Regions from separate parts of the Homo sapiens genome. Here region 1 is linked to region 2. Evidence: chromatin loops called from intact Hi-C (ENCODE). Cell type or tissue: IMR-90. All regions are shown on one strand. Links, peaks and the distances in the headings refer to the core of each region. The heading gives the core; the rest is flanking DNA.

The links. Hi-C counts contacts between places; a loop is a spot of excess contacts. Peaks named below come from ENCODE experiments on the same cell type or tissue, not always from the same donor. Only the 100,000 strongest peaks of a DNase experiment are listed, where the experiment ranks them.
Region 1: a loop joins it to region 2, with 14 times the contacts of the local background. A loop is called at or near these places in 2 of 110 quality-filtered maps.

The regions. Positions count from the first base shown.
Region 1 is chr9:123,379,130-123,395,455 of GRCh38, reverse strand. DENND1A (DENN domain containing 1A) reads left to right here. Exons shown (of 24, transcript NM_001352964.2): 22 at 7,598-7,726; 23 at 11,543-11,801; 24 at 12,831-15,798. The coding sequence ends at 14,024. It also overlaps a transcript of CRB2 not described here. Among named protein-coding and RNA genes, the nearest start is that of MIR601, 15 kb to the left of the region's middle. RefSeq lists a silencer at 8,187-8,382 and enhancers at 9,736-9,805, 15,519-16,018, 16,019-16,326. In IMR-90, for the core only: a CTCF peak has its summit at 9,896 (motif pointing right); no DNase peak of the experiment used is centred there; H3K27me3 peaks cover 176 bases.
Region 2 is chr9:123,075,146-123,091,471 of GRCh38, reverse strand. It overlaps RABGAP1 (RAB GTPase activating protein 1), which reads right to left. Exons shown (of 26, transcript NM_012197.4): 18 at 15,186-15,227; 19 at 14,710-14,838; 20 at 1,622-1,714; 21 at 1,087-1,197. Among named protein-coding and RNA genes, the nearest start is that of MIR600, 28 kb to the left of the region's middle. In IMR-90, for the core only: a CTCF peak has its summit at 9,448 (motif pointing left); no DNase peak of the experiment used is centred there.

The sequences.
Region 1 (16,326 bases), core at 5,082-13,081, 300 kb before region 2:
GATTCTGGGCCCTGGAGACAAAACCAAGCCTAAAGCCAGCCGTGGAGCCTGAGCCTAAACTGGAAGAGCAGGAAGTGCCAAGAATACCTCACTTCTGCCCACCCAGGATCCCCCCAAGGATCTGCAGCAGCCCCGGAAGACACGGGACCCATTTGTCTGTCGCCTCTTCTGCCTGGCAAATCAGAGGGAAGGACTTTTCCCAGGAGCTGTCACCACAGGGAGTTAACTGGAAACCAAGCCTTGGGGATGCTTTAGGAACAGGGGCCTCATCCTCAAGACATGACTGATTTCAGTCACCCCTGAAAGGCTTTGCCTTCCCACCTAGCCCTCTGCCTCTTCCAGATGCCACATCGCCATTTCTCAACTGCCTGTTTTGTGCCCAGCAATTTCACACGTGTTGTCTTGGCTAAGCTCCCTGCTCCCCAAAAAATCTTCGCAGCCTGGGCATTCAGCCATGAGGGAGCCACGGCTGTAGCCAGTGGAATGACGTACCCTCAGTCCAGGATGTGCACCCGGGCAGCCAGGTCCCACAGCCACTACTTTCTTGCCCCCACCACTGCTCCCACAGTTCCCAGAACTCAGTCTCCAGATCTGGGCTCCAGGATGCAGAGGCTGTCCTCAGGGTGAGGGGCAGGTGTTCTGCACAGTGCCTCTTCCCTGCAGAGGAAAGTGCCCCCAAGGCATTCCCAGCCCCATCTTCCCTCCACCGCAGAGCCTGAAGCCCACATCCTGTGCTGGGGCCACTGCCTATGTGAGTGTCCAGCCAGTGGTCGTGGAAGGGCTTCTCGGGCATGCTGGGGCACGGGTATGGATGTGTGAAATTGGCATTCATGATTTTTGTTGAAAGAAGGAAGGAGTGAACCTACAGACTGAGAAGTAATCAAATAAATGCCCGAATAAAGGCTGAAGAAGCCAAGGGCATAACCCAAGAGAGGGGGATGGGCAGCCAGGCATGCTTCCTGCTTGACTGCAGCCACCCCAAGGCCTTGCACCACCCCCAGACTTGCACGTCACCTCTCATCCTTGCGCTGGCTCCAGGCCCTCCACGACCTGGTCCCTGCCAACCTCCAGCCTCTTCTCTTGAACTCCCCACCCGGACATGGAGTTCCCTGTGCCTGCCCCTCTCGGAGATGCCTCCAGGTCATTATGATCCTCTCCCATGCTCAGGATTAAAAGTCCAGCTCTGGCCAGGCGCTTTGGGAGGCCGAGGCGGATGGATTGCCTAAGTTTAGGAGTTCAAGACCAGCCTAGGCAACATGGTGAAACCCCATCTCTACTAAAATAAAAAATAAAAAAAATAGCCAGGCATGGTAGCACATGCCTATAGTCCCAGCTACTCTGGAGGCTGAGGCAGGAGAATCGCTTGAACACATGAGGCGGAGGTTGCAGTGAGCCGAGATTGTGCCACTGCACTCCAGCCTGGGCAACAGAGTGAGACTCCGTCTCAAAAAAAAAAAAAGTCTGGCTCCCACATCACCTCCCAAATGGAGCCTTGTCCAAGAGCCCTTGAGCCAGGCACGCCCCCACCATTGTCCTCCGGCAAAGCAAGTCCCCAGTGGGGCGGGAAGGACCTGGTATCTCACACTCACCCATCTCTCCCACCTCCCCTAAACCAGTTCACTGGACAGGCAGAACAGGCAGAGCATGCTGGTGATCGTGACTTGTGGCAACAAGAATTCTTATCGTCGTTGCTTTTAAGTAGATATTCACCTGCAACTGAGTTTACAGGTTCCTATGTACAGTAGCTTCCTCTGTCTCCATTGCTTCCTCCCTGAGAACAGTCCTAGCCCTTATCCTGGGTCGCACAGAGAACAGCTCCAGTCTAATTCCAGAGTTTCTTCTATGGGGCGTGTGCCACTGTGTACCCCCAGAGACCCTGCAGTCTTGGTTCAGAGCCACCTTCTTTTTTTTTTTTTTATTTTTTTAAGATGCGGTCTAGCTGTGTTGCCCAGGCTGGCCTGGAACTCCTGGGCTGAAGCAATCCTCCCACCTCAGCCTCTTGAGTAGCTGGAACTTCAGAGATTCCTTTGCTGTGGAATCTCTGGCAGGAGACGGGGGTTCCCAGATGATTCTGATGTGCTGACATACATTCAGCTGAGGACCACTAACCATGCCTGGAAAGTTCTGGGAAGGCAGGGACTGCCTTACTCATCCTTGAACACCTAGGAAAGACCCTGCACAGGATACAGATGCCCAGAATCTACTTGTTGGCAGGTGAATGTGGCATGTGGACAGTAGTGGATTAGTCACTGTGTGCTCAGCACCATGCAAAGCCCTTTACGAATACGTGCATTTAAGTTTTCCCATAAGACTCTCAGGAGGGCTACAGAATCTCCATTTTACAGATAAGAAAATAAGGTTGCAAAGATGTGGAACCAGCCCAAAGGCCCATCAATCAGCAAGTGGATAAAGAAACTGTGGTATATCTATGATGGAATACTACTCAGTCATAAAAAGGAATGAATTAATGGCATCCACAGCAACCTGGATGGGATTGGAGACTCTTATTCTCAGTGAAGTAACTCAGGAATGGAAAACCAAACATCATATGTTCTCACTCATAAGTGGGAACTAAGCTTTGAGGATGCAAAGGCGTAAGAATGACATAAGGGACTCTGGGGCCTCGGCAGGGAAAGGGTAGGAAGGGGGTGAGGGATAAAAGATTACAAATTGGGTTCAGTGTACACTGCTCGGGCGATGGGTGCACCAAAATCTCACAAATCACAGCTGAAGAAATTACTCATGTATCCGAATACCACCTGTTCCCCAAAAACCTATGGAAATAGAAAATTAAACAAGAAAGTTAGGTTCAGGGAGATGAAGTGACTTTTCCAAGGTAGCCTGACTAGGAAGGGGAGGGTAGTGGATGGTTAGACAGACTGGCACCCACCGGACAGGCAGGACCTAGCCTCACCCTGGGGGCTGTCCCTGCTCGTCAGCACCTGCCCACTGGAGCCACGTGACAGAGGGACACAGCGTAGCCAAGACATTTACAAAGCGAGGATCCTTTGTGCCTGAGTGAAGTGATCCTTTCAAAAATGATCACCAGCTCCCCTTCACCACCTCCGGAGACCAAGTCCTGGCTGATTTTTCCCCGTCTTTATCTCAAGTACATTTAAATGTCAATTAAATTTGAAATATCTACATTTGTCAGCATTTCATTTTGGGCCAGCGTGACGTGCTGCTGATTTGTCCACGCGATGTGACACATGAAAAAAACTCCCGAGATGCAGATCTTCCTCATTAAAAAATAAGCCGGTGCGATCCCGGCGCGGCAGAGAGCATGGAGCACGTCCCTGCTTCCTGACGCCGTGTCTCTGACATGGTATTTAAAAAGGAACAGCCTCGCCTGTCACCACTGTCACACGCGCGCGCTAACCGGCGACACGTTAAACCAAACATTAGAAGGGGTTCGGGAAGTCATCTGCATGGGAACTCCACGCGGAGACAAGGTGGGCAGAGGCGGGAGCAGCCGTGGGGGATGATGGGGTCTGATCCATGACGGACGGCCAGCCTTTCTTCTGCACCAAGACTCTGGCAGCCCTCGCTGGGCAGCCAAGTTTGCCGCAACCTGCCTTTTCACAGACAGCTCTTTGTGTGTAATAAAATCCAGGCAAGTGGTGGGTGGCAGACCGCAGGGGAGTAGCTGAATTGGGTTAATGAGGGAAAAGGTGCTTTTTTTTTTTTTTTTTTTCATATTCTGCCTTAAGCTAATAAAAAGTTTAAGCCTGGACGTTTTCGATGGTTCATCCTTTATCTCTGACAAATATCTGACTGTATGTTTCATGGGAGAACATGGGCAGCTGAATTTAAGTAAGTTTATTTTGAAACCTCACCTTTCATTAAAAGTAAAAGAGGAAACACCCTATCTCTTATTTCGTTGTTTCTGACCCAGAAAACTGAAGAGGCAAGATCCCGTAGTGGTTGAAAGTTGGCAAATCCACATTCAGTTCCTAGCTCTACCTTTAGCTGCTGTGTGACCCTGGGCAAGTGACTCCCCCTCTCTGAGCCTTGGCTACTTTGTCTGCAAAATGGGGTTGCAGTAAAGAATTCATGAGAAATTGTATGGACAGCATTTCGCCCAAGGCTTGTAAGTATCGCCATCCATGTGGCCTGGACTCGACAAAGCTCTGATCTGACCACATCAGATGACAAACTTCTCACCTGGATGTACCCTGCCACTTTCAAGAGACAGGTGGTGTATTCTGGAGACAGCTAGGCCTCCTGTGGAAATCACTGCCCAACCAGCCTGGCTCAGCCAGTACATCCAACTGGAGAAGGAAAGTGGCTCCTGAACTGGAAACTGCGGTTCCCTCTCTTCCCCCGCCCACCACAGTCACACCAGTGTGGAAGCCCCCAGCCCCCTCCACCATCACAGCAGTGTGGGCAGCGCTGGATTGTGACAGTGGCCTGAACTGCGGCAGTTGGATTTAGCAAAGCCAGGGCACAGCCCAGCGCAGAGGTTCCTCGCTCCTGGGTGAAGCCGGAAATTCCTGGCAGGTTCAGTGGCGTTGCACCAACGTGTCAAGCTGTGATCTGTGCTCTCTTGTCAGAGCCAGAGGTGGGGGCCCGTGCTTGGATAGGTGTCGGAAAGGCAACCAAGGTGGACGTGAGGGCGACTGGAGAGCCTCCCTCCATTTGGCCCGAGCCGGGGCTGGTGTCCCCTCGTGTGCATCTACTCCGAGCCCCGCTCACAGGAGAGGGTGAGGCCCCTGGGGGTGGACCATCCGGGCTGCAGTCCCTGTTCTCCACTTCTTGGCCACGTGGTCACCTCTTCACCAGTGATGCCCCAGTGCACAGCTAGCCTGGGTCTGCTCACACCAAGTAGGCTCAAAGCGCCTCTTGGTTGGGTGCACAGATGGACAGATGGATGGGTGGACTCATGAAGCCCTCACCCTCTAGAAAATCAGTATTGCGACACCTTCTTGTTAGGCTCTTGTGAGGGGTAGAAGTGGCCTCTATAAAGCACGGTACCTGCTTGTTGATATCATTTTAAACACTTTCTGCCTGCCCCTACCTACCTGACACCCTCACCTTCAAACATCGTCCCATTCTTCACATCTTAGCATCTCAGAACAGATGGGAGCCCAGAGGGGGAGCACTTTTGTACCACAGCCACAGTCTGGGGAAAGGGGACAGTGTGGTGCAGCTCCAGGAAGATGGTAAAGTGGGGGTTCCCCCAGCAGGCTGGCTTTCATTCATTCGCAAACTTCCACAGCATTCATGCTGTACCCCAGCTGGGGAGAAAGAGAAGAACAAGGCAGGCCCTGCCCTTGAGGAACTTGACTCAGAAACAGAGTGACAAGAGGTTAAATGGTATCTATGAAGTGCGAAGAGGCACAGCCAGGGAGCTCTCCTAGCCTCCAGTGGGCTTCGTAGAAGTCCCGCTGAGCTGAGTCTTCAAGACGGCAGAGCAGTCAGTGCTCCAAGCAAAGGTGACAGGGAGGGGGAATATCCAGGGCCCAGTGTGGTCAAAGACGGTAAGCATGGCCGCAGGGGAGGCCAGGAGAGGGCCACAGAGGTAGGTAGAGCCAACACACAGCATGGAGACTGCCCTGCTCGGAGCTCGGCACGGCCGCTCAGCAGTGCATCCCACGAGCTCCCCAGAGTGCAGCAGAAGCCCACGGCCTGCGCACCCTCTGCCCCTCACCTGCTCAGGAGAGCAGTCAGTGCTGCAGAGTGAGAGTGGGCTCCCCCTCACTTTGAAACAAGTCCCTGCAAATGTCTGAACATTATTATTCCTAACCCTTTGCTCCACAGATTTATTTACTCACCATACCACCAACTGCAGCAAGATCACAATTCAGAATGGCAGATTTATAGGTTTTAGCAGGAGAGTGACAAGTGTGGGTTTGTGATTGAAAGAGACTCTGGTGGCTGTATGGAGGGTAGCCTTTCTGCTCTGTCTTCTTTGCTGTGGAAGTGGCAGGAGCCAGGTGGTGCCCTGGCCCCGAGATTCCTGCAAGTCAGGTCTTCCTGACCTGTCCACTGAGGCGGGAAAATGCCCCCTGGACCAGAGCCCCCTCGAGTCCAGGAAGGGCTGAGTTGTGTCTTGCCCCGACAGCCAGCAAGGCAGCCTGGGAGCAGAGAAAAGCCCAGCACTGGGACTCGCTGCCTCCTGTTGTGTAACCCTGGGCTACTGGCTTCCCCTCCTGAGCCTCAACCTCCACTGCAGTTCGAGGACAAAACTCTTTGCCTGGCCAGCCTCTGGGAGGAAGTGAGCGTTCTGATGTGCAAGTGCTGGGATGGGCACCAGCCCTGGCGGATTGCAGCAAAGTGCAGGCACAGGCCACCTGCCCCGTCCCCCTGCGCAGCCACTGTCTCTCACTCACCCTCCAGCTGTGGTTCTCATGTCCTTTTTTTGGACACGTTGCCCTTTCCTGAAATAAACCCTCAAAAGAATTCTAGCATACAGAGCAGAGAAGGGAGACGGCTTTAGCTGGGGGCTGGGGGGTGAGGGGAGAGGAGGTAGCCCATGCCAGCCCCCGTGCCCCACATTCTCCCCAGACTTCACTCGCCTCAGAGCAAGCCAGCCCACAGAATGGGGCAGGGGTGTGGAACACCCCGGGTCTGCTCACACCAAGCAGGCTCAAAGTGCCTCTTGGTGGGGTGCACAGAGACACCTACTCCCCAGCACAAGGGCCGGGATTTGAACCCAGATCTGCCTGGTCCAGCTCGCCCCTGCTGAGCACATGGCCTCTGGTGGGCCCTGGTCAGTATATAATTCATGGGAGCCGGGCGTGGAGTTTCTCCAGGCTGTGTATGTGTTGGTGTTTATAGAGGTAGAGCTCACAGGTGGCTGACAAGGGAGATGCATTTTTTATAACAATGAATATTTAATTTCCACATCACAGATGAAAAAGACTCTCTGAAGAGGCATCTGAGGGAAGCTCCAGAGAGCAGCCGCTAATCAGAAAAGGGCCTTCTCGCGAGAGCTCTTCCGCACGGCTCACTTTTTTCTTGAACTTTTTTATTTTTTATTTCTTCCTGCTTATTGGAATAGATATGCTCATTGTAGAAAATGTATAAGACACAGAAAAATAAAAAGCAGCAGAGGGGAAAGAAATCACCCATGATTCCACTGGCTGTTATTGACGTTTAGCCATGAACCTTTCCAGTCTTTTTTCTATGAATTTTTCCATAAGCAGATGACAGCGAATGTGGTGTGATTGCAGTTCTGCATCCTGATCTTTAAATTTGTCTTCATAAACATTACGTTTCATGGGAGGACAAGATTCAGCCACTGCACCAGCTAGTTGTTGCTGACAGTGTAGGTTGTTCCATGTTTTAATATTATAAACAGCAGTGATGACAATCTTCCAGTGTGATTCTTTGCCAACTTTGAGGGTTAACCAAATGGAAGTGGAATTACTAGGTCCTATGTGATGGATCATGAGTTTAAGGCTCTGGACACGTGGCAAATTTAGTTTCTTTTCTATCTGGAACGAGCTTCCTCTCCTGAGAGCCCCCACCCCAGGCTGGCACACAGAGGCAGGGCCAGGCGTGGAGCCCAGAGGCCTGCTTCCCGCCTGCACGTGAAGTTCTGAGGGCGCCCCTAACTGCCTGTTCTCTTCTCTTTTGTCTTCCTCTGCCCCAGCCTGGTAAAGCCCTTGCGACACTATGCGGTCTTCCTCTCCGAAGACTCCTCTGATGATGAATGCCAGCGGGAAGAGGGCCCGAGCTCTGGCTTCACCGAGAGCTTTTTCTTCTCCGCTCCCTTTGAATGGTCTCTCCTTCCTTCTTCCATTTCCCTGAGCTCGGCTTGGTGACTCTGCGGGGCTGCATGGCGAAAGCGGGGGGCTGGTGCTGCTTGCCTTTGTGTCGGGGGGAGGGTGTCTGGAGCTGCTGCCTGCCGGTGCCCCAGTGCCAACATGCAGGGTGGACACCACCTCTGCGTGCCACCTCTCAGGGCATCCGTTTTGCCAGCTCCACAGAGGCTGTGACAATAGAGAGGTGACAGGGTGATACGCGAGCATTGGTCCCCTTAGAGATGAAATGTGCTTGATTGCTAGTGGAACTGGTGACTACAATTAGCCTGGTTGTTGATCTCCAAGTCCTTCTTTATCTCAGCACATCTTGGAAAGCCATGGAGATGGGAATCAGAGTTTAAGTTAAAAAAGAAAACGTTCCTCATATGAAATGTGTATATTAAATGCCAGCCTATCCAAGTGTTCTGATCTGCCTGACTTTTTAAAGATAATTTAATCATTATTATTTATAGCCTAAGCCTCATACCAATTACAAGTAGCGATTTTTAAAAGTTTCACCCACCATCCAGCCACCCCTAAGATTAAGCTGCTGTCGCCCTCCTTCCTTTACCCGTTCTTGCCCCTCCACCCACAAGTGTTTCAGAGCTGGCATTGAGCAGAGAGACAGCTTTTGTCTGTCTGCCCTTGTTAACACGGTTATGTGTTTTTAATGGGAGCCTTTAAGGGAATGGAAACTGCCCTTTGCGGGATGCCCGTGGTGCCCACAGCAACCTTCCAGGGGGCACGTTAATCGTTTTGGTCATTGCACAGAAGAGAGATGCCTTTCCCTCCCTCTCCCTCATGTCCCCTGCACCCTCTCCCTGTTCCCAAACCCCAGCATCAGGTCCCTCCCCCTGGGATGGCCTGTGGGTTCCTCTGGGGACCTTATAAACCCCAGGCTGCTTGGCCCTCTGTCATTGACCCCACAGGGTCAGAGGGTCCTGATCCTTTCCTGCCAGCAGGTCACTGGGGACCCAGACAAGTCACTCCCCTCCCAGTGTCCTCACTTAGAAAGTAGTGGCCTTGCCAAGCGCAGTGGCTCACACCTGTAATCCCAGCACTTTGGGAGGCCAAAGCGGGCGGATCACTTGAAGCCAGGAGTTCGAGACCAGCCTGGCCAACATGGTGAAACCCCATCATTACTTAAAAACTACAAAAATTAGCTGGGCATGGTGGCTCACACCTGTAATCCCAGCTACTCAGGAGGCTGAGGCACGAGAATCACTTGAACCCGGGAGGCGGAGGTTGCAGTGAGCCGAGATCACACTGCTGTACTCCAACCTGGGTGACAGAACGAGACTCTGCCTTTAAAAAAAAAAAAAAAAAGAAAGAAAAGAAAGTAGTGGCCTAAGCTGGTGTCATCCAAGCATCACACGTCACTTTTGCTGTATGTCAAATCTTTGTTTCGATTTTTTTTCAAAAGATTTTAAAATTAGCCTTCTCCTAAGCAATAATATCTATGATGTCATAGGCGTAATGTATTAGTTATTATTTCTGTTGCTAATTAGAACAAAAAGAGAACCTTTAGCATAAGAAATGTTCATCTATGTGTCAATTTAAAACACCTTTTGGGAAAAGGCACCCTGCTCCCAGCCAGGAGTCCACCAGGTCATGTCCAAGGCCCAGCTCCATCATATCGTCTCTGAACTAACTGGCGCCTTAATTATTTAAATAACGGCGAGGGCTCGCTTCCTTAGCCCATGACCTTAGAAGTCAGTACAGGCCTTTGTGTGTGTGTTTGAAAAGAAACTAGCCCATCCTAACTCAAAATGGGCTCAAAAGAACACTATTTCCTGAAGTTCCAGAAGCACACTGACTGACTTTAACCCTTTCATTGTGCTCATCTTTATTAAAGGGTCTCTAATTCCTTGGTCAGGGTGAGTGAGGGACGTTTGAAGCCTCTCAAGCTTGGCTTCCATTTCCACCTCTTGCGGGTGCTGTGTGACATAGGTGAGTTATTTAACATCTCTGAGCTTCATTCCTCATCCATAAGGTGGGGGTGTAAGTCCGACTTCCTGGCCTGCTTGCATTGCTTCAGCGAGAGAGTACATGATGGAGTCCCTGCCCATCACTGGGACTGTTTGATGAGCCCTCCCATGTCCCCCACCCTGGTGCCTTCACTGTGATCCTACCCTTGACCGCCAGGTGGTGCCCTTCCCCCACTTTACCAGTGCCACGGGCACCATCTCCGCCTGACGTAGGGCCACCACCAGCCCCAGACTTGGGGTTAGAAGAGGTGAGATGTGGCCAGGCGCAATGGCTCACACCTGTAATCTCAGCACTTTGGGAGGCTGAGGCGGGCAGATCACGAGGTCAGGAGTTCGAGACCAGCCTGGCCAACATAGTGAAACCCCGTCTCTACTAAAAATACAAAAAATTAGCCAGGCAAAAGGCAGGAGCCTGTAATTCCAGCTACTCAGGAGGCTAAGGCAAGAGAATTGCTTGAACCTGGGAGGCAGAGGTTGCAGTGAGCCGAGACTGCGCCATTGCACTCCAGCCTGGGAGACAAGAGTGAAACTCCGTCTGAAAAATAAAAATATAAAAAAGGCTAGATGCACTTCCCACTGGGGCTCCACTAGAGGTAAGGGTTGACCCAGGCGCTGCCTCTCCATCTACCCAGTGGTGCCCTGGGACTCAGGTCCATGGGAAGGGAAGGCAAGTGGAACCCTTTGTTAACTATACTTGGATCAGCTGCAAAGTAGTGGTGTGGGGTTTTTTGTTTGTTTTTTTGTTTTGTTTTGTTTTTTGCTTTTTTGTTTTGAGACAGGGTCTCGCTCTGTCGCCTAGGCTGGAGTGCAGTGTTGTGATCTTGGCTCACTGCAACCTCCACCTCCCAGGTTCAAGCAATTCCCATGCCTCAGCCACCCGAGTAGCTGAGACTACAGGCACGCACCACCACACCCCGCAAATTTTTGTGTTTTTAATAGAGACAGGGTTTCACCATGTTGGTCAGGCTGGTCTCGAACTCCTGAACTCAAGTGATCCGCCCGCCTCGGCCTCCCAAAGTGCTGGGATTACAGGCGTGAGCCACCGTGCCCAGCCAATGACTGCAAGGTTTTGAATGTGTAAAAGTACAGAAAGCTGCTAGCAGAAGAGCCTGTGTGACAGCCGTGCTCACTGGTGGGCGATGGATGCTGTAACCAACCCGTGCGTGTCTGCTGTGTGCCGGGCACCGCATTTGCTCATGTAACCACCACCACCACCTGAGCACCTGAGGCTCAGAGAGTTAAGTGACCTGCCAAAGGTCCCACAGCAAGAAATAGCATGACCAGAGGTGGAACCAAGGTTAGCAGGGCAAGCTTAGGCCCAGACAGCTCCCCTGGAGAGCTTCCCCAGCCCAGTTCCCCATGGGCTGTTCACAGAACCTGACTGTGGCTGTGCCTAGGCCACCAAACAAACAGCAGAGCAGGGCGGGAGCAAGAGGAGCATGACTGCTGGCCTGTGAGCCCCCTTCCAGTCCTGTCTGTTCCTCACACCTTGTCTGAATGGCTCACAAGCCCAGTAGCCAGTTTTATGAAAGGACCTGTAGTTTGGGGGGCACTAAATGGGTCCCCTGAGTGCAAGTGAGAGCCAAAGCGAGTTGCCCTGGTTCACAGCCCCAGGCCCATCGGCATGCCCAGCTTGCACCCTCGCAGCCTCCCAGACTCCTGCCCTCACGGAGACCCCGGGACACTCTCCTGTCCCGCAGGCCCCTGCGTGCACCCCTCAAGCCCTCAATGTGCTTGGGCTGGAGTCCGCTTGCTCCTCCCCTGAAGGCCTGGGTGGGAGAGTGCAGCCTGCTCTGTCCCCGACAGGCCGCAGCCGTATCGGACACTCAGGGAGTCAGACAGCGCGGAAGGCGACGAGGCAGAGAGTCCAGAGCAGCAAGTGCGGAAGTCCACAGGCCCTGTCCCAGCTCCCCCTGACCGGGCTGCCAGCATCGACCTTCTGGAAGACGTCTTCAGCAACCTGGACATGGAGGCCGCACTGCAGCCACTGGGCCAGGCCAAGAGCTTAGAGGACCTTCGTGCCCCCAAAGACCTGAGGGAGCAGCCAGGGACCTTTGACTATCAGGTATGGCATGGGCAAGGGAGGGTATCGGCCGGGGGCCGGCACTGTCCGCACACGAGGTGGGATCCCCATGTGACAGTGGAAGAGACTAAGGGAGAAACAGTGACTTTCCAAGACCCTCAGCCAATGCTCAGGGTCAGTGTGACTGTAAACACCTCCCAGGGTGCCGGGGCCCACACCACCCTAACAGTGACGGTAGGAGAAGATGCTAGAGCCCGATGGAAACTTGCCCCACTCTGTGTGTGCATCAGACGGGGGGGCGGGTGCTGCCAGCCACTCTCCTCGCACCCCCAGGCAGGGCTGCAGCCCCTGCTGGAACCGGGATTGCGTCCATCCCTGCCAGGGCTCCTTGGCAGAGCCTGTGGATGCAAGTTCTTGGCTCTGCATTATGAATGCAAATCAGTGTGTAATTCCCACTGTGACGTCTAATCCATCACATCCCCGCTCGGTGCCTCAGTTTCCTCACTTGCAAGTGGGGTCTTCTGACTTTGCATCACTGGGTCACACCGTGGGGTTCACAGAGCTCCAGTCATTCATGAGTGTTCCCTGCTGGGAACGAGGACCTGGGCCAGGAGAAAGGGACTGGCACCCGGGCCGTGTGGCTTGCAAGTGGCAGAGCCAGGACTCCAACTTGGCCTCCTCCTTCCTCCCCAGCCAAGGTGCCTCCTACCAGGCCCTGAGTCTCACTCGCGCCCCCGGGCTTACAGGTGATTGCGGGTGCCTGCGATCTAAAAAGTAAAAAGGGCCAGCCGGTAGCTGGAGTCACTTTCCTAAAACTCCTTGGCAACCGCCACTGGCATAAAGGGACGAGAGCTTTGTCTTGAGTTCCCGGAGCACAGGCTTGGAGTCCCAGCACACGTGGGTCCTCTGCTGGTAACCTGGGGGAGCCCTCAGCTGTTCCAAGTCCGAGGAGCTGATCAGCCACACAACTAGGCCCAGCACACATTCAGCACACAGAAGTGGTGTGGGAATGGGCACACATATGTCCCAACTCAGCCCGTGGTCACTGCCGCCCTCCTTCCCTCCCAACAGAGGCTGGATCTGGGCGGGAGTGAGAGGAGCCGCGGGGTGACAGTGGCCTTGAAGCTTACCCACCCGTACAACAAGCTCTGGAGCCTGGGCCAGGACGACATGGCCATCCCCAGCAAGCCCCCAGCTGCCTCCCCTGAGAAGCCCTCAGCCCTGCTCGGAAACTCCCTGGCCCTGCCTCGAAGGCCCCAGAACCGGGACAGCATCCTGAACCCCAGTGACAAGGAGGAGGTGCCCACCCCTACTCTGGGCAGCATCACCATCCCCCGGCCCCAAGGCAGGAAGACCCCAGAGCTGGGCATCGTGCCTCCACCGCCCATTCCCCGCCCGGCCAAGCTCCAGGCTGCCGGCGCCGCACTTGGTGACGTCTCAGAGCGGCTGCAGACGGATCGGGACAGGCGAGCTGCCCTGAGTCCAGGGCTCCTGCCTGGTGTTGTCCCCCAAGGCCCCACTGAACTGCTCCAGCCGCTCAGCCCTGGCCCCGGGGCTGCAGGCACGAGCAGTGACGCCCTGCTCGCCCTCCTGGACCCGCTCAGCACAGCCTGGTCAGGCAGCACCCTCCCGTCACGCCCCGCCACCCCGAATGTAGCCACCCCATTCACCCCCCAATTCAGCTTCCCCCCTGCAGGGACACCCACCCCATTCCCACAGCCACCACTCAACCCCTTTGTCCCATCCATGCCAGCAGCCCCACCCACCCTGCCCCTGGTCTCCACACCAGCCGGGCCTTTCGGGGCCCCTCCAGCTTCCCTGGGGCCGGCTTTTGCGTCCGGCCTCCTGCTGTCCAGTGCTGGCTTCTGTGCCCCTCACAGGTCTCAGCCCAACCTCTCCGCCCTCTCCATGCCCAACCTCTTTGGCCAGATGCCCATGGGCACCCACACGAGCCCCCTACAGCCGCTGGGTCCCCCAGCAGTTGCCCCGTCGAGGATCCGAACGTTGCCCCTGGCCCGCTCAAGTGCCAGGGCTGCTGAGACCAAGCAGGGGCTGGCCCTGAGGCCTGGAGACCCCCCGCTTCTGCCTCCCAGGCCCCCTCAAGGCCTGGAGCCAACACTGCAGCCCTCTGCTCCTCAACAGGCCAGAGACCCCTTTGAGGATTTGTTACAGAAAACCAAGCAAGACGTGAGCCCGAGTCCGGCCCTGGCCCCGGCCCCAGACTCGGTGGAGCAGCTCAGGAAGCAGTGGGAGACCTTCGAGTGAGCCGGGCCCTGAGGGTGGGGGATGCACCGAGGCCCGAGGGTCCGTCCACTGCTGCGGTTCCGAGGCTCCCCCGCCACTCTCTCTCTGCCCAGGTTCTGCTGGTGGGAAGGGATGGGACCCCTCTCTGCTGCCCCCTCCTCCCCTCCACACTGCCCATCTCTGATGTCTGGCCCTGGGGAATGGCACCAGTTCCAGCCTGGGAATCAACCCAGTTCCTGAGTGCCCATCCCACCCCGCGGTTGCCTCTCCTCGGCACCCTTGATTGGGTTTTGCACTAAAGAGGTCAGCTGGGCCAATGATATTGCTCCAGACCGAGTCCTACCCACCTTCCCCCGGAAGTGTCCCAAGAGGCTCCGAAGGCCTCCCCTCCGAGCCCAGCTCTCCTGTCTCCTCCACAGCCAGGCCCTGCACGCCCACCTCCTCGGACACAGGTGACAGGGTTACCCTCCAGTTTGAGCTCATCTGCACGAGACACAGGTAGCTTGGGGTTGAAGTTAGGACTCCTCCTGGGCTGGAGGATTTACCTGGTGGGGCACTTCCAGACTGTTTCTAGCAATATACACACACGTTCTTTCCTGTGTCTTCACCCCAAAACTTCAGTTGATTCTGACCTGGGAGGATCTGGGGACCAGGGGGTCTTGGGCTGCCTTGTGATACACAGCCCCAGCCACCCTGCACGGGGGCTGCGAGCACCAGCAACTTTGATTTATAGAAGGAAAATGGAAACCCCCATCTGAGTATTTTGGGAGGAGCCCCCAGCCCTCATCCAGCTCTGGCACGCTGATACCTCCAGGTACTCCCCTCACTGTCAAAGCTGGGGCTCAGCCTCTTGTCATCTGGAGCTTTGTGGGCAAAGCTGAGAAGCTGCAACCCAGATTTCAACCCAAAAAGGTCAAGCTGAATGCCTCAGACTGATGTGGAAGGCAGCTGGCCTTCCTGGGTTGGAACGAGGCAGTGGCCCTGAGCCCCTTCTCCAGGGCCAGGTAGAAAGGACAAACTTGGTCTCTGCCTCGGGGAAGCAGGAGGAGGGCTAGAAGCCAGTCCCTCCCCACCTGCCCAGAGCTCCAGGCCAGCACAGAAATTCCTGAGGCCAACGTCACCAAAGTTAGATTGAATGTTTATTATCTTTCTTTTTCCTTTTTACCTTATTGATTTGATGAATCTTGAAATGGATTCATTTCCATAAACCAAGTTAAAGTATGGCCCGACCATTTAAGAAAACAACCATCTGAGACACGCAGGAAATTGTGAGCATTTCGACCCGAGCTCTCATTTCCTATTTGTGAAGGGTCAGACACAGTCTACCCAGGGGTGTCTGGGGGACAAGGGGGTCTCTGGAGATGTCACCCAGGGAGCCCCCTCTATGTCTGAGAGGCTGCCACTGCTGCACATGCTCAGTGAGGCTTGGCGGCCATCCTGGCACATGGCTCTTCCTGGGTCAACCGTGACCTGTCTGGCTCAGGAATGGGCTCTGGCTGCTGGGGGAGCCGTGTCACTCCTGGGCCATGGGGGCACCTCCTGGGCACTTAGGTGTTTCAGCATAGATTCCAGTTTCGCACCCTGGGCAGACCCCCAGGCCCCATCCGGGATAGGGCAGAGGAGGTGCTGGCGGCCCCAGGGAAGGAGGGTGTGTACCCCAAGGCCCCCTGGCTGTGCTGAGGGGCTGGGGTGAGCGCTCCATGTTCACATGAGCACTGCTGCCTCTTCACTTGTGGGACTTTTTGCAAACCCAAGGATGAACTTTGTGTGCATTCAATAAAATCATCTTGGGGAAGAGGCTGGCATCCCCGTGTCCTTGAAGCTTTTGGGTCGGGGAGGCCCCACACGGGCCCGGAGCCATCCTCACCACCTGCTCCTGTAGAGGCAGGGGCCAGGCGCAGAGCAGTTAGGGAAGGAGTCAACTCCCCGCACCCTCCCAAGCCGGTGCCCACTCAGGGCTCTAAGCCAGCTCATGCTCTGCCCCTCACAGACCAGGCACGGGGTTGGGCTGGCAACAGGCCTGCTCAGCCCTGCGGGGGCCATGGGGCAGACTGCAGGCCTCCAACGACGTTGAGGGCACCCAGGAGCCAGGAAAGAGTTCAAGGGGACACCTGGCAAGTCGCCCCCACAGGTCTCTCATTAGCAAGAACAGAGCCTGGGACTCTGCCTCTGTTGGACGCTGGTGTTTGCGGGGAGGCGGGCGGGGGAATGCAGACCAATCGACCACCCCATAGTGAGCGTGGAACATGCCCAGTCACACCACCCACCCCCTCCGACTCGCCCATCATCTGACCATGCCCCCACTTGCAGGACTGACTGACTG
Region 2 (16,326 bases), core at 5,338-13,337:
ACTGTGGTCTCTGTCTCACCTGTTAACCACTTTGAGAATCTGATGAAACCATAGTCTTTCTACCTAGGAGAACTAAATGAAAGCATAGCCTTTCAAGGAAATGCATGAGTACACAAAATTTTTGTAAGCTTCTGGTGGATGTCAAGGACATCCTGAAATTCATGGACCCTATTTCAGTGCATATAATGTAAGACCCCCGTAAAAATCCTCAACAGCCTGAGCCCATCCCTGGAACTTTAGGAAACCAATGAGTAGAAAGGTAATCCTAGGAGCCTAGCAGGGAAACCTAAAGGGTTGGCAAACTACAGTCCAAGGGCCAAATCCAGCCTGTCACTTGTTTTTGTAAATAAAGCTTTTAACTGGAACATAGCCATGCTCATTCATTTGCATATCATCTATGTCTGCTTTTGCTAAGTAGTAGCAATGTAGACTGTAGGGCCATAAGCCTCAAACACTTATTATCCATCCCTTTACAGAAAATGTTTGCCAACTTCTGACCTAAACCATGATCGAGAGATTATACCATTTCTTCTAAGGTTAGTCTGTAGTACAGAAAATAGAAAAGGGTTTCTGCCAGGAAAGACATCATTCCAAAATTGTTAAGATTAGGAGAAGCAAAGAAAAATGAAACATCTGTCAACAGAAACTCCTGATGAAACTGCAAGTTGCTGAGGTACTGAGCTGCATTCCAACTGGCAATGCTTTTTCAACAGTCACCAAATATGTAGGATAACAAAATCTCTTCCTGTCTGAGGAGGGAGGTTAACGTAATTATAATGATTAAATGCTCCTGCCAATTATAGTAATGTAAGAATTAACCACAAGGTCTCTTAATCAAATGATGTTTGGGAAAGAAGCTCAAGGATTATGTGCACAATGAGAAAAGAATGTGGTAAGGAGGGCTTTGTGAGACAACAGATAATTCCTGAAGGAAAGGAGGGAAGTGACACTGACAAGCAAGTTGTATCACAAGCGGGAAACTTTACAGGTGGCTAGAATAACAATCACTAAAATTCCAGGATTTCTCTTGAGGGGAAAAGTCAAGTGTCTCAGTGAGATCTTTCCCTTCAGACCCGTTGGACTTACGTTATCCAGGTCCTTCCGTAGTGCAATCTTGCTGGTCACCAGCTCATGGGCTAAGTCATCGTTTTCCTGTTCCAACCTCATGTTAGCTTCTTGTAGACGCCTATTCTCCCGCTGAAGGGTAGAAAGAAACCAGTTACAGACACATAAAAATCAGATGGAAATGAAAATTTCTCAGGGCTAAACCTCAAAATAAATTTCTAAGTCCTATGGAAACAATAAGAGAAATGGCTGGACCTGATGTGTTTCCAAATCAACAATTTCTTATTTTCTAGCTCCATAAAGAAATACTTAACTGATTCAAGTGACTTTGTCAAGCACCTACTATTTGTTAACTGTGACGAAAAGCCACTGAACTGTAACAAACCAGGCAGCTGGTTTGAAGCAAAAACAGATCTTGCTTGCTAATTTGCAAACTCAAACCTGAACCTACAGAGGAATTGAATTTTAAAAAGGACTCAATAAAGCTAGTTACAGGCGCAATCATATGAAATGAAAGCATGGGAGCTCCTCACACGTAGGCCATAAGCAAACAAACCTCAAATCGCTCGATGGGGTCTTCTTGCTGGGCCTGCTGTTCCCTCATGGTGTGATATTCTTTCTCGTATTTTTTCAACTTCTTCTGACTAATCTGTAGGATAAATCATAGGGTAAATTAAGAAGTATTAGAAAGTAGTGGGTGCTTCAGTGCCTGCACTGAAGACCAAGACTTCTGGTGGCCTGGGCAATCTCAGTCATTATGGATGTGGTATTTCCTATTTTTTTGGAGGGAAATCATCAGAGTAGGGTATAAGCCCAGGACCCCAAATTCTCAATGCGTTTAGAGTTCTGTTGGAGATGTTTGGGTCCTAAGGCTTTAACTGACAGTATTAGAATGAACACCCTACAGACGGCTCCTCCTACAAGTTCTGGGTCCTATTTGTCCCTAATAATAATGCCACCATTTTATTTAGCATATACCAGTGCTGCTGCTAAATCCTTTAAATCTGTGACCTCACAGCACCTCTACGAGGTGTGCTATTCTCATCCTCATCTTATAGGCAAGTTAACTGAGGTATAAGGAGGTTGGTTATGTAACTTGACCAAAGTCACACAATAAGGGACTGGGAGATCTGGGATTTGAGCCCTGGCAGTTGGACTCCATCCAAAGTCCTCACTATCCTAGCACCTCTCTATCCCCTCCCTTTCCTCTCTCCTACCTTCTTCTGTGCTGCTTTCAAACAGACAGTTATCTCTACCCTTAAAAACACAGCTGTGCTGACTACTCTGCTTAGATGCCCTCTCACCCCATCAGATTATTGTTCTCTTTCTCTCAAGCCTTTTCTTACCCACCATTGCAAACCACAGGCCTATATCTTCACCTCCATTGCTTCAAGACCTGCCCCTCCTTAATGTAAGTCAGGCCTCTGCTCTGACTACTCTATGAAAGAACCCTCTTGAAGGTCACCAGTGGTGTCTTTTTCCTCTGTCCAGTGGTCTTACATCTCCCCAACTAAACTTCAAAACTCCCTGACTTTCATGCTTTAACATGACCAATCTTCTCTGCTTTCTTCTAGAAAATCTTTTCTCCCTTTATTCTCTTGGCTTTCCTTCTAGGTAACAGGCTTTCCCCCTCTTTACTGGTTGGCTCTGTCTCCTTCTTCAAGCTAAACTATAACCAAGGGCAACATACCTTCAAGATGCAACTGGCTTTTTTTTCCTCTTTGAGACAGGATCTCTATCACCCAAGCTGGAGTGCAGTAGTGTGATCTCAGCTCACTGCAGCCTTGACATCCTGTGGCAAGTTGATCCTCCCGCCCCAGCCTCCCAAGGAGCTGGGACTACAGGCACACGACACCACACCTGGCTGATTTTTATTTTTTGTAGGGATGGAGTTTTGCTATGTTGCCCAGGCTGGGTGACTATCTTTCCTTCCTCTGAACAGCTAGCCATTCCCTATGGCATTGGCATTGTTTTAAATTACATGTTCAAAAGTTATGAGATATAATAGAAAAGTGATTAAAAAAAAAACAGATGTGTGCAATTTAAGGACTGATTATGGCTGGGTGCAGTGGCTCACACCTGTAATCTCAGCACTTTGGGAGGCCAAGGCAGAAGGATCACTTGAGGCCAGGAGTTTGAAACCAGCCTGGGCAACACAGCAAGACTCTCTCTACAAAAAAATATAAAAATTGGCCAGGTATGGTGGCATGTGCCTGTAGTCCCAGCTACTCTGGAGGCTGAGGTGGGAGGATCCCTTGAGCCAAGGAGGTTGAGAATGGAGTGAGCCAAGCCAAGACTGCACCACTGTGTCCCAATCTGGGTGACAAGAGAGAGACCCCATCTAAATAATTAAAAAAAAAAAAAGAATATGAAACTAATGGTAATCCCTTCCTGAAACTTCAGTAATCAGCACTAAAGTGCTGACGTGGAAATCTGCCTGTTAGTCCCCAGGTCCAGGTAACTAGGACTCTCAGATCTACTCCACTCTAACTTTCTTATTTTACAGATGAAGAAATAAGACCTAGAAAGGGAACAGGATAGGCCCACATTTGCTGCGTGTTGGTGTCAGTGTCTCCAGACGCTCTCAGTGGGAGAGTGTGTTCCTCTCCCATTGACTGTGGACACCTCCCCTAGTCAGGCTGTTTGCAGGTCTGCCTCAATCAGAGCTCTATTCCTGGAGTCTGGCTGCTGCCCAAGGTTAGACAGCCAGGAAGACAGCATTCTGCTCCAGCTGACCTCTACAGAAAGATGCTCACTCAACACCTGGGGTGAGGCCACAAACTGGAGCAGGACATCTTTAAGCTGAGATCTTCTGCAGTTTAGGCCCAATGCTAGGGTAAACTTTTATTGTGTACCTAAGTGACTCACAAAGAAAGCACCTAAGTAAAATGTCTATGCAATCAGTAAGTGTATAGACAATCCTAACAGATCAATAGTAGTGGAACAGAAAATAAATGCGGCTGCGAACAGCAAACACTTCATCCCAGTGCTTTTGCATTCTGAATAAATGAGAGGAAGGGCAGTGGTTATGAGGCTCCCATGGCACTTTATTAAAAAAAAACAAATTGACACCAAATCCTGTAAAACATTTTCACAAATCTTCAAGTTTCTTCAACTTTTCATTCTTTTGCTGGGGTAAGGAAGAATTAACATTTTTCCCCATAGATATATGTTGTAATAGGCTAATTACAAAACAATGTCTTCTATATTTCATTAACCCTTATTATAGCTGCCTCACCCTCATAGTAATAGGGTTGATTCTCCCTCAGTATCATATATAACAAGAGTTGGTGTGTGATAAGTACCTGGTAAATAATAGAACTTTTACACGGACCAACATCTCATTTGCTTCTTACATTCTCATGATAGGATATGGGTGTTTCTTTTCATTTTTCCCATGTCTTCCAAGTATTCTGCATTGAGTATGAATTATTTTTATAATTAGGAAAAACAGAATGCTGTTTAAGTATCATTTTCATAATTATACAGGGTTTCTCTAAGAGCTCTGCTTGTTTCTCTAGCTGATGGTCTTCATTTACTTCCGAATCAGTCCTCAGGGGTCACCTCTCAGGAACGGGTGTACACAAAGCTCTGCTGTCTTCACAGACTTTGCTGGTCCAGAGTCCTGACTTCTTCACCAGCTCAGTCTTTTCCCAGTCTTCACCCTCACCTCTTCTCAGTCTCTCTCTTTCTCCCTCCCACCCTCCCTTTCTCCCTTAAACACTCACCACAAACACAAAATCAATAAAAACACCATAGCTTCTCATGGGTTCACGGCTGATGCTGACTTTTGCAGCATGGGTGGCTGCATACCAAACCCAACTAGTTTAGGCTGCCTCTGAGGCACCAATTCCAAGATAAAGGCTGATGCCTGAAACCCGAATGGGGAACCAGAAGGTGCCAGCAGCAGCAGGGGCATTTTAAGCCTCCTTTTGAGGCCATATCTGGGAGAGGCCAGCACCTCCCAGCCTGCCTATGACATTATGAATGTCTTCTCCAGGCCAGAACTGTCTCTCACTCATTGTTGTCCCCTGTTCATGTATAGCGAGTACCCAGAAATGCTTGCTGAATTACTGAGAAAGGACTCTCTTTTCCTTGCATTGACTTTTCTTCTGAATGGAAATGGCAACCAAAGTGGACATGCAATGCAAGCATGCTCCTTCTGCCTGGACAACCTCATACCTGGCTCACTCCTATTCACCTCTGGGATTGCAGTTCCAACACCCCTTCTTTAGCAAACCCTTCCCTCATACTCTCGTCCTGTCAGGCCAGTTCTTTCAGTTATGTAACTATTCTCATAGCATCAAGTCAATTCATCCATGGCACCAATCCAAGCTCACGATTACTTAGGTTTCTACTTAATTGTCTGTCTTCCCACCAGGAGACAGGCCATATCTGTTATGCTTACTATTGTATCTCCAGTGCTCAATGCTTGGAAAGTAGTTGGGACTCATAAAAATAGGATGTTAAACAAATCAAAGCCAAAGGCTTCCTTTTTACCTTAATAAAGATGCAGCAGGGACATTTATTTAACCAATAGTTAAGCACTACTATGTGCAGTGGCATTAGCAATACAAAGATATATATAGGTGCCAACGTACAAACTCCATGAGGGCAGGAAGTCCTATTCATTGTGAAATTCCTAACGCGTTTCACACAATAAGAATGAAAACACTTAATGAACAGAGACTTAGAAGTCCAAGACTCATTTTTTTCTCTTACTTTTAACTTTTAATTGAATTCGGGAAGCAAGGGAAGCTATGGATTTAGACTCAGAGCTCTGAATCATACCCGCTGTTCACTGATTCCTATCAGAAGGCTTTGGAAATCACAGCTTCAAACAGAGGTATTTTTGCCCTCAAAGAAAATTAAATTTGAAATTCAATCCTTGTTCTGTTTAAATATACTTTGTTGGGGGAAAAGAAGCCTAACAAATACTTAGCATAAGATTGGGTTTGTTGGTAAAACCAACCTTATACCCCACTGTATTAGCACAGGGGTTCTTAACACCGTTAGAAATAGCACTACTTTGAAAGTCTCCTGAGAGCCATGGTTCCTCTCCAATAAAGAATGCACAGAAGCCAACTTCCCCTCTCCCTTCACAATCAAAACATTCTACATACCATTTCAGAGGGCTCATGGGCCCCCTGAGGCCTGTCCATTGTCCCAGGTTAAGAAACCTTAAATTAGAGAGAAGGAAGACTTGATACATGCCAGTTTGTTATTTTGATAGAAGCACAAATTCAGTCCAAAACATCTCTCCTTTGGTCACTCACTTGTCATTAATCTGTCACAGGAACTAGATAATGTGCTTTCTTAAAATCTATGCCACTTGCCTTGGGGAAGCTGGTCTCTGATCAGCCCCTGGAACAGACAGGGACGGCAAGGGCAACACACATGGAGAAAGAGTGAGAGTGGCTGCTCACCTGGGCAGGCGCGACGTGGTACAACCTGCCCACTAAGAGCTCGGGCTGTGCAGGTGGAACAGACCAAGGCTGGAGTCCTGGCTCTGCCAATGACTTACTGTGTGACCAAGGGCAAGCTGCCTAATCTTAAGCCTCTATTTCCTCATCTGTAAAAATCGTTAACAGTCCTTATGAAGACTACTGTTATGAAGATCAAAAAACATCAAATATATATAAAGTCCTCAGAAAAGTTCCTAGCACACAGTGAAGTATTTTCAATAAATTTTAGCTACTATTTGTCGTTATTACCTGGCATCCCGTCCTGAATCAAGAGACACAGCTACAACTCTGAACATGTGCTGCAAACAAAGAGCCATTTTAAACAAAGTCAATTTAACACAGAAAAGCATGAAACAGGCTACCCTCTGGAAGTGGAGCTGCTTTCAAAGTTTGGCTTAAAAAAGTGTTGCCAAAATCAGAATCTCTGCTGAGCTGGAGTCATAGGGAATCCAGTGAAGTGGGAGGTTGAACATTAGTAGCTCTGCATGGCGAGAGAGAAGCATGTTGTTGGGTGAGTGGGTAGACAGTGGGGGGTAAGAAAGAGTCTGGTACATTAAGGAGATCCTGACTCCAAAGTCTTCATTGCTTCATGTGGTAGGACTATCAGAAAGCTAAATAAAGAAATCTGACACAAGTCTATCTTCCTGTTTAATGCTCAGGACAGGGACTGATTTTTAGTTACTGATAAAAAGAACCTGAGATTTACTCAGGACTTTCAGGATAACAAGATGCCTACATATCTACTATTTTATTTACTTCTCAAAACAACTTATTGAGATGAGTAGAGCAGGGATTATCTCCCTCATTTTACTCTATCATAGATCATATCACAGGTGATACTTATCATATCACAGATGGCTCACATCATACCGTATCATAGATAGGTGACTTGTCCAAAGTTAAGGACCCAGTGTTAAGTGGCAATGCCAGCATAAGAATGCAAGTTTGGGGTGATTCCTGTTTCTTATTTATCTCTGTGGCCTGCTCAGTGCTGAACACATAAGAAAATCTACAAGCGTTTGTTGACTTGAACTGACTTAAGGAAAGTACTCTGGATGCCTGGGCAAAGGTCAAAACAGGGCAGGCCAGAAGAACACTCGTATTTGAGGGATGCAAGCAGCAGCCACTTTAAAGGCATCATCTTATTCTGTCACAACCCTGCGATGTTAACCTACCCTGGGGTCACACAGCAGAGGCGGAGCCAGGATAAAAGCCAAGGTCTGTGGGTCTCGAAGGTCTGCATTCTTCACCAATGGAAATAAACATTCTATTTAATTTCTGAGCCTTTTTATTTAATTTGTTCAAACAGTTAATACTCAAACTCCTTCAAAGATCACTAAGTACAATTAGGTATTCTGGTTCTACCACCAGAGTGTTTTTCTAAAATGGAAGAAGCAAATTAGTAGCAGAGAACCCAAACAGATAAGGACTAAGGGAGACCAGCTTATTAAAAGAAGGCAGTGCCCACTGCTACCCTTGCAACAACTGGCAAAATTTAGGGTTCATTACAGAGAGAGCATCCATTCAGAAGTTTCCTCATAAAATCTGATTCTAAAAGGTAGGAACAAGCAAAGAAATAAAACTACAGTCTGGTCTAGTTATAAAGAAAGCTGAACTTTGTGTAGTGTATAGAGAATAAGTTTCAACTCTGACACAGAGATTGAGATTACATTACTAACATCACTAAAAAGGGATAACACACAAATGGCTCCTGTCCCATTCATTCAATCCATCATTTACAGTAAAGCAGAATGCCCATAAGAATTGACTTCAGAGTCTGAAACTCTTGGGATCTAATCCCAACTCCATTAGTTACTAACTTTATATCCTTTGAGAGTTTACATCAATTCTCTATGTCTCAGTATGCACATCCCTAAAAGGCCCTCATATGGTCACTGTGAGGATTATTTCACTGTATGAGAGCACTGTGTATGATTCTGCGAATCCATCAACAAACAAGACGGATGAAGTCGCTGCCCTCAGAGAGCTTAAATCTAATACATACTAACTACACAAACAATTTGAACAGAGAATGAAGTTCAAACTAGTGTTGTTTTTAAGCTCTGGAATAAAAATATCCCCCAAGGGAAAATGCTGAAGAGTTTTCTGTTTCTCCAAATAGCAAATGGTTAAGAATTATATTAATTTGGAGACACTGCTATTTGGTTTTTGTACTAGTATCTTTTCTTACAAGTAGTTTGAAGTCTGGCACATCACGTTGTGTTTAAAATGACACGTTCTAATGAAGCAATGGTTCAGCAATTCCATTTCACCTTAAGCAGGATTCTATGGCAAAATGGCCAAGTCCTCAGGTCTGATCTAGGAAACTCACTGGGCCATCTCTTAGAGCATGATTCTTGGGTCTTCTAAACTAGCCTCATATGTCTCACTTGTTCTCAAAAATGCCTATACAGACATGAAGAAAGAGCTTCCCTTGCATATTTCTTGAATCAAAAATCTAAAAGACCTTTCAATATTCCCCTCTAAAGACTATGCAAGGTGCAGTTGTATGAAAGGGCTGTGGGGCTCCCAGGTCCATAAATGATCTTCTAGAATAATCTATTTAGAATGGAATTCCTTTTAGATCCTCTATCAGAAGTGGAACAATTTTTCTATCTCAGGTCACTGACCCATAAAGCGGGAGAAGTTCAATGGATAGCTAAATGAGTTCTAAGGTACACTGTTAAATTTTAGTTTAGGAGCAGGGGATCTAAACTCCTCAAGAAATAAGTAAAACATTTCAGTTCCATAATAAGTTCACTTTAAGGAGAAAGAGGGAGAATAGGAGAAGTAAAAGGCCTGAAAAAGACAAAAGTAGAGAGGCAAGTAAGGACTGAGACAGACAAAGATTTATAAAGAAAAAAAAAAAAATTTCCAAGGGCACCGAGAAGAAGATAGACATTTTTGAGCAACACACCCATCTTGTGGCCATTTCAGATACTGCCACACCAAATTTAATTCTTGAACCTTTGCAATGGTAAGAGACAGTGGAATGCGTTGGAAAGCATTGGGAACATAAGAGTCAGAGGCCTCAGTTCTACTAGGGTGGTCTGTCACTATACAGCTGGTATGACTTGGGTAAGTCACTTGATGTGCCCTATTGTATCTCACAGGGTATTGTGAGGAAGAAATAAGATGCTTTTAAGAACTATATCAATACTACAAATTACAACAATATCATAATATTAAAACACAACAATGGTCGGCGCAGTGGCGCACACCTGTAATCCCAGCACTTTGGGAGGGAGAGGTGGGTTGATCACTTGAGTCCAGGAGTTCGAGACCAGCCTGGGCAACACAAAGAGACCTTGTCTCTACACAAAATAAAAAAAAAAAATTAGCCAGGAAATGGTGGTGCATGCCTGTACTCGCAGCTACTTGAGAGGCTGACATGGGAGGATCGTTTGAGTCTGGGAGGTTGAGGCTGCAGTGAGCCATGACTGTGCCACTACATTCCAGCCAGGGTGACAGAGCAAGACCCTTCTCAAAAGACCAAATATCACAACAATGACAACAAAAGTAGCTATCTTTTTCCTAGACTGGCATGTGAGGCAAAATATTTCCAATTCTCACCTTGATTATCAGGAAGTACAGTTAACCCTTGAACAACACGAGTTAGGGGCACTGACGCCCTGCGCACCTGAAAATCCACGTGTAACTTCTGACTCCCCCAGAATTTACTTACTAATGGCTTACTATTTACCAGAAGCCATAATGAAAACATAAAGTCAATTAATACATATTTTGTACATTATAGGTATTATGTACTGAATTCCTACAATATAACAAGCTAGAGAAAATATTAAGAAAATCGTAAGGAAGAGAAAATATATTTACTATTCACTAAGTGGAAGTGGATCATCATAAAGGTCTTCATCCTGGTTGTCCTCATGATGGGTAGGCTGAGGAGGAGGAGGAAGAGGGGTTGGTCTTTCTGTCTCAAAGGTAGCAGAGGCAGAAGTGGAGGAGGCAGAGGTAGAAGGGGAGACAGGAGGCATAGTTGGTATAACTTTTATTGAAAAAAATCCACGTATAAGTGGACCCATGCGGTTCATACCATGTTGTTCAAAGGTCAACTGTACAACTGAGTAAACCAAGCCACAATTTACAAACATTTAAAAAATAATGGAAAGAGATTTCAGTGAGTTGCAGAGCAAAAGTTACCTTTGTAAATTCCACATGAAAAAGTTCAAAAGCTTGTTTCCAAACAAGCTTTTGGAACCACATATCATGAACCGCCCTTTCGAGGTCTAATGGACTCAAACCACAGATCCTCATGTGTACTCATACCTCACGCAAGCCACAGAATGCAGGGCTCAGGATGCACTTGCCAATGACTTCCTAATTTTGAACTGGCAAGTTACCACTGAATTATCACTTTGCCCATAACAGGTTCAACTATTGTGTGTATCTCTCTTAAAATTTTTTGGTATTAAGTATAGCTGCCAGAAGACAACAAATCATCACTAACTAAACTGTACATACCATAGCTCACCTTCTGGCAGAAAAATCCCATTCTCTTATGTTCTGGTGAATCTGTACTCTTTTCAGGCTATGAGCCGATTTCAAGAAAAACTACTATCTCACCTGAAATCATGTGCAAATAGGGGGAAACATCCAAAGTGTACCCCAAACATGCAAAGTTCTCCAGGTCTAGAAGGAATTATATATCTAAGCACAAAATATATGTGCTGTGCAGACACACTGAAGGCAGCCTTGTCAGACTTAACTCATTGAAGGCATAGGCAAGAAAAAAAAAGACATTAGATACCTCCTATCTGGACTTTCCCCACCTTTCCATATATGGAAATAAAGGATCCATATATTATTAAAGTGTTTCAAGCTAATGGGAATCCAAAAGGTAAAACTTCTGGCTGGAAACTATTAAGCTTTGCCCAAATCCATGTTAACTCTTCTTTGTAAAACACATGGTAGACACTCAACAGTGTATTTATTCATTCACTTATTCAATCGATATTTATAAGCGAGATCCTGTTCCTGGTACTGTGGATTCAGCAGTAAGCCAAAGAGATTGTCTCTTCTGCTGCACAGCCTCCATTCCAGTAGGGAAAAATAAGATAGGATAAGGACGTAATGGCATAAAGGTTGGGGGAGCTGCTACTTTAGATACTGCAATTTGAGAAGCTGTGGATATATGAGCCGAAGACTGGATGAGGGGACAGTGAAGCCATGCAGACATTCAGGAGAACATTACAAGCAGAGAGACTGACCAGTGCAAAGGTCTGAGAACAGCAAGGAGGCCAGCGTGTCTGAATTGGAAGGAGAAGGGGGAAACGTAGTAGGAGAAAGAATCAGAGTTTAAGGAAAAACTCTAAAATCCAATGAATCTTTATGTATAAAACCGTTCACATCACAACAACAAAAATTTAAACAAGAGTGGCGGGCCGGGTGTGGTGGCTCACACCTGTAATCCCAGCACTCTGGGAGGCTGAGGGGGGTGGACCACTTGAGGTCAGGAAGTTGAGACCAGCCTGGCCAACATGGCGAAACGCTGTCTCTACCAAAAATACAAAAAAGTGGCTGGGCATGGTGGTGCACCTGTAATCTCAGTTACTTGGGAGGTTGAAACAGGAGAATTACTTGAACCCGGGAGGCGGAGGTTGCAGTGAGCTGAGATTGCGCCACTGCACTCCGGCCTGGGTGACAAAGCGAGACCCTGTCTCAAAAAAAAAAAAAAAAAACAAAACAAAACAAAAAAACAAAAAAACAAACAACAACAACAAAAGCAAACAAATTTAAAAAAGAAACAAACAAGGGGGCACAGTTAAATAAACTGTAGCACAGTGAGGCAAATTCAAGCAGAGGAATTATATAACCATTTACAACTGATTATTTACACACAATATCTCAGTGAGGAAAATCCGTATAATTGCATGAAACAGGAAGAAAAATGATACTGACTGTATGAACTCAATTATTTAAGAATGCATAAAAAACATTTGGAAAGAAAAGGAGCAAAATTGAATGCAGGATGCCTCTGGATGGTGGAAACGTGAGTTTTCAGCAAAGGAGACATGCGATAGAGAAGAGCCAGGGAGGGAGCCACTGTGGAAACAGGAAAGGATGATGATGGTTAGATTAGGATGTTAATAATGAAGGTGGCGGTGATCAGAGTCAGGATATATTCTGACGACGAGCATAGATGTGGAGTGTGAGAAAGAGAGGAGTCAAGAGGACAGCAAGGTTTTTGGCCTGAGCAACCAGGTACCCCTAATTGAGATGGGGACACTGAGAAAGGGGATTTTGGAGGCAAAGAAATCATGAACAAAAAAGAGGCAGCATCCTCTTGTGTGCTGAACCAGGCTGAGGTGGGAAGAGTGACTCAAAGAATCTCAGAACTCACTTGGTTCTATCTATGCTTTGTGCAAACCTATTTTCTTTGAAAATATTACTGTAAAATGTTTGTTATCTACTTAACGATCAGGGAGGAAATAATTATAGTCGTAGCCATCATTTCTTGGACCCTTACTAACTACCAGGCACTATGTTAAACACTGTACATACGATATCGTCGCTAATCCCCACATATAAAAGCACTTAACCATAGTACCAAGCACATGGTAAACTATCATTAACTGTTAGCCGTAATACCTATGAAGTATGTAACATTTTAAATAGAATGTAAACTCTGATGATTATTTTAATTACCAGAAGTTCTATTTCCTTTTTTTTTTCTAATCCACTATTCATTTTATATTATGATTTCTACTGTTTCTCAGGCTAATAGGTAGTTTTTGTATTCCTCCTTTAACAGATAGGGGAGCCATTCAGAGGTCTTAACTTTATGCAAAGGCCTCACTTTTTCAGCTGCCTCCTAAAGGCCCAAAATCATATCCACTATGTCTGTGTGAGCATTAAACCCCTAATAGCTACACATAGTTCCATACTCCCCTGAGATGTGTTATATCAGTTTACACACACTAGTTGAGCTACTTTGTTTTAAATACCTGTGCATTTCTATTTCAAGTTCTTCCAGGCATTTAAACATTTCTTGGGGTATATTTTATTTAGCCTCTCTATGTGTTAAAAGAAGGGTAATCTGAGTTAGCTCAGTCTGACACATAACCAGAATGAGAAGTAAAATATTATTTTACAAAAGCAGAAACTGAGCCCTAAATAAGTGAGTCCAGGGAGGTTGAGGCTACAGTGAGCTGTGACTGCACCACTGCACTCCAGCCTGGGTAACAAGAGTGAGACCCTGTCTCAAAAAAAGCCCCACAGAAAATAAATACAATACAATACAATACAATACAATACAATACAATACAATACAATACAATACAATACAATACAATACAATACAATACAATGTTATGATAACATGAACACAAGAAGATCCTATACCTTTTTACTTTTAAAAAAATTGTGCGAATCACAAATGCCACTTGAAGTGATAAAACTGAGTTTTCTTCATGTATTATTAGCTTTGTTTTAGGGAACTTCTGACCAGAACAAATGTTGAAAGTTAAGGCCAGGCGTGGTGGCTCACTCCTGTAATTCCAGCACTTTAGGAGGCCAATGTGGGAGGATCACTTGAGCCTAGGAGTTTGAGACTAGCCTTGGCAACATAGTGAGAACCCAAATCTACAAAAAAAAGTTAAAAATTAGCTGGGTGTAGTGGCACATACCTGTAGTCCCAGCTACTCAGGAGGCTGAGGTGAGAGGACCGCTTGAGCCTGGGAGGTCCAGGCTGCAATGAGCTATGATTGTGCCACTGCACTCTAGCCTTGTCTCAAAAAAAAGAAAAAAAAAAAAACAAAAACAAAAAACCAGCACAGTAGAAGAAATCATGAAACCTGAAACCTGAATTCTGCCACTAACCAGGTGTACAACTAGGGAACTACAACCTCTTTTTGTTTTGATTTGTCTCAAAACAGGGATATTAATACTCTTCTATAGTTTGGCGGTTGGGGGGACAACGAGATTTCATTCGTAGGATTATAATATATAGGAAAGTATTTTGGGGAAAAAAAGGTTAAGAGTTATATAATACAGAAGAAAACATCATTAATATTATTTATATATTATAAATGTTAACACTAATATGTATTATAAATGTTATAAATATAATACATAAATAATTATGTATTATAAATGATCAGGAATAGTGAGACACTAAGTGAAAAACAGAATCTTAACTAATGCAAAATTATTTTACCTTCATGTTGCAGGCTAATTCCATTAGTTTTTTTGCATTTTCTTCTGAGCGGTATCTCTTAGGAAGCTGAACCCTAAAGAACTTCAAGGCACCTTCAAAGTCTGTCAACAGCAGGTCATCTTTCGAAGTCTTGAAGAAAATACAAACACATATAGAAAAAATGTGTTGCTATAAGGATGCACAAGAAGTTTTTTATATTCTCAGCACTTTTCAGCACTTTTACAATCCCCAGAAGATACTTCTTAGCTTTTGTCAGAGCCACCTGCATACATCCACTGTTAGGGGTAATGCTAGATTTCCAGCACTTTTATAATCCCCAGAAGATATTTCTTCGCTTTTGTCAGAGCCACCTGCATACATCCACTGTCATGGGTAATGCTAGTGCACAGTGACTGCTCAGAATGAGACTACAACCAATGTATTGCAAGTGCAGAGCAGGGAATGACAGATAACTCAGCTAATAAATAAATGAGTACCTTTAATAATCCAAGGGCGACATTAAAAATAACACTTATTCCCTGAAAGAGAACAGACAAAAAGAACACTGTCAGTTTTTATATCTCGACTATTATGCTATTTGTCCTTATACCCCACATTTTTAAAGAAATTGTGAAAACTTAAGGAAGGAAATGCATTATCTCAGAACTACCTTGAAAAATAAAAACTAAAGGGCCATTGAAAAGCTGCTTAAAGACCTAGCTTCCCCTTTTTCTGAGAGAAGAGCTTTTCTTGCCCTGTTCTCATATTCAATAATAAGAAATGCTTTTCCAAAGCATTCCATGCTTCCAAACCAAAAGATCAGTCATAAAGTTGTGATCTCTCAGGAAATAACTCCTGGGGAACTTTTCCTTTATCTTGTGCTGTCCCAATCCATGCACAGCAACCACTCTGTCGATAAGCCCTATATTCCAGAACTGAATCTGCTCAAGGCTCCCTCCATTCTGCAAATCCTGGGGCTAAGAACAAAGGAGAGGAAGCACTAACATCTGTTGATCAAGTTAAACTGCTTAAGCTGCTGGGCCTCAGTTTCCATAACTAATACTCTCCTATGGGTTTTCTGAGATAATTAGCTGAAAAGTTTATGTAAATTACTTAGCATGCCACCTGGCCTTTAGTAGCTACTTAACAGATGGTTGTTTATACTACTAAAAAGCTAGAAACAATTTAAAGGTTTGTGATTAGAAATTGGTTACATAAAGTATAGCACATCCAAATAATGGGATACTTGGCAGCAACTAAGAAAAACGGCATATTTGGTAATATTTATTTCTTCTGTTTCTTAGAATATTTCAAGCTGAGTGGTAGATACAAATTCTTTATGAATTTTTGTATGTTTTGAATATAGCATAATTAAAAAGGATAGTACAGATGTGTATGTTCAAGTATATGAAATTTAAAAAGAGGATACCAAAGAGTATAAATAACAATCATATTTTTAAATATACACATAGGAGAACCATAATATATATAGTGTTCCATCCATATGGAAACCATACTATTCTGTATAGTAATTATACATACACATATATGAACACATAAAAAAGGCTGAAAGGATACTGCTTTTAACCAAACTGTTAAAGGAGGTAACCTATAGACAGTGGGATTTGTAGTATTTTA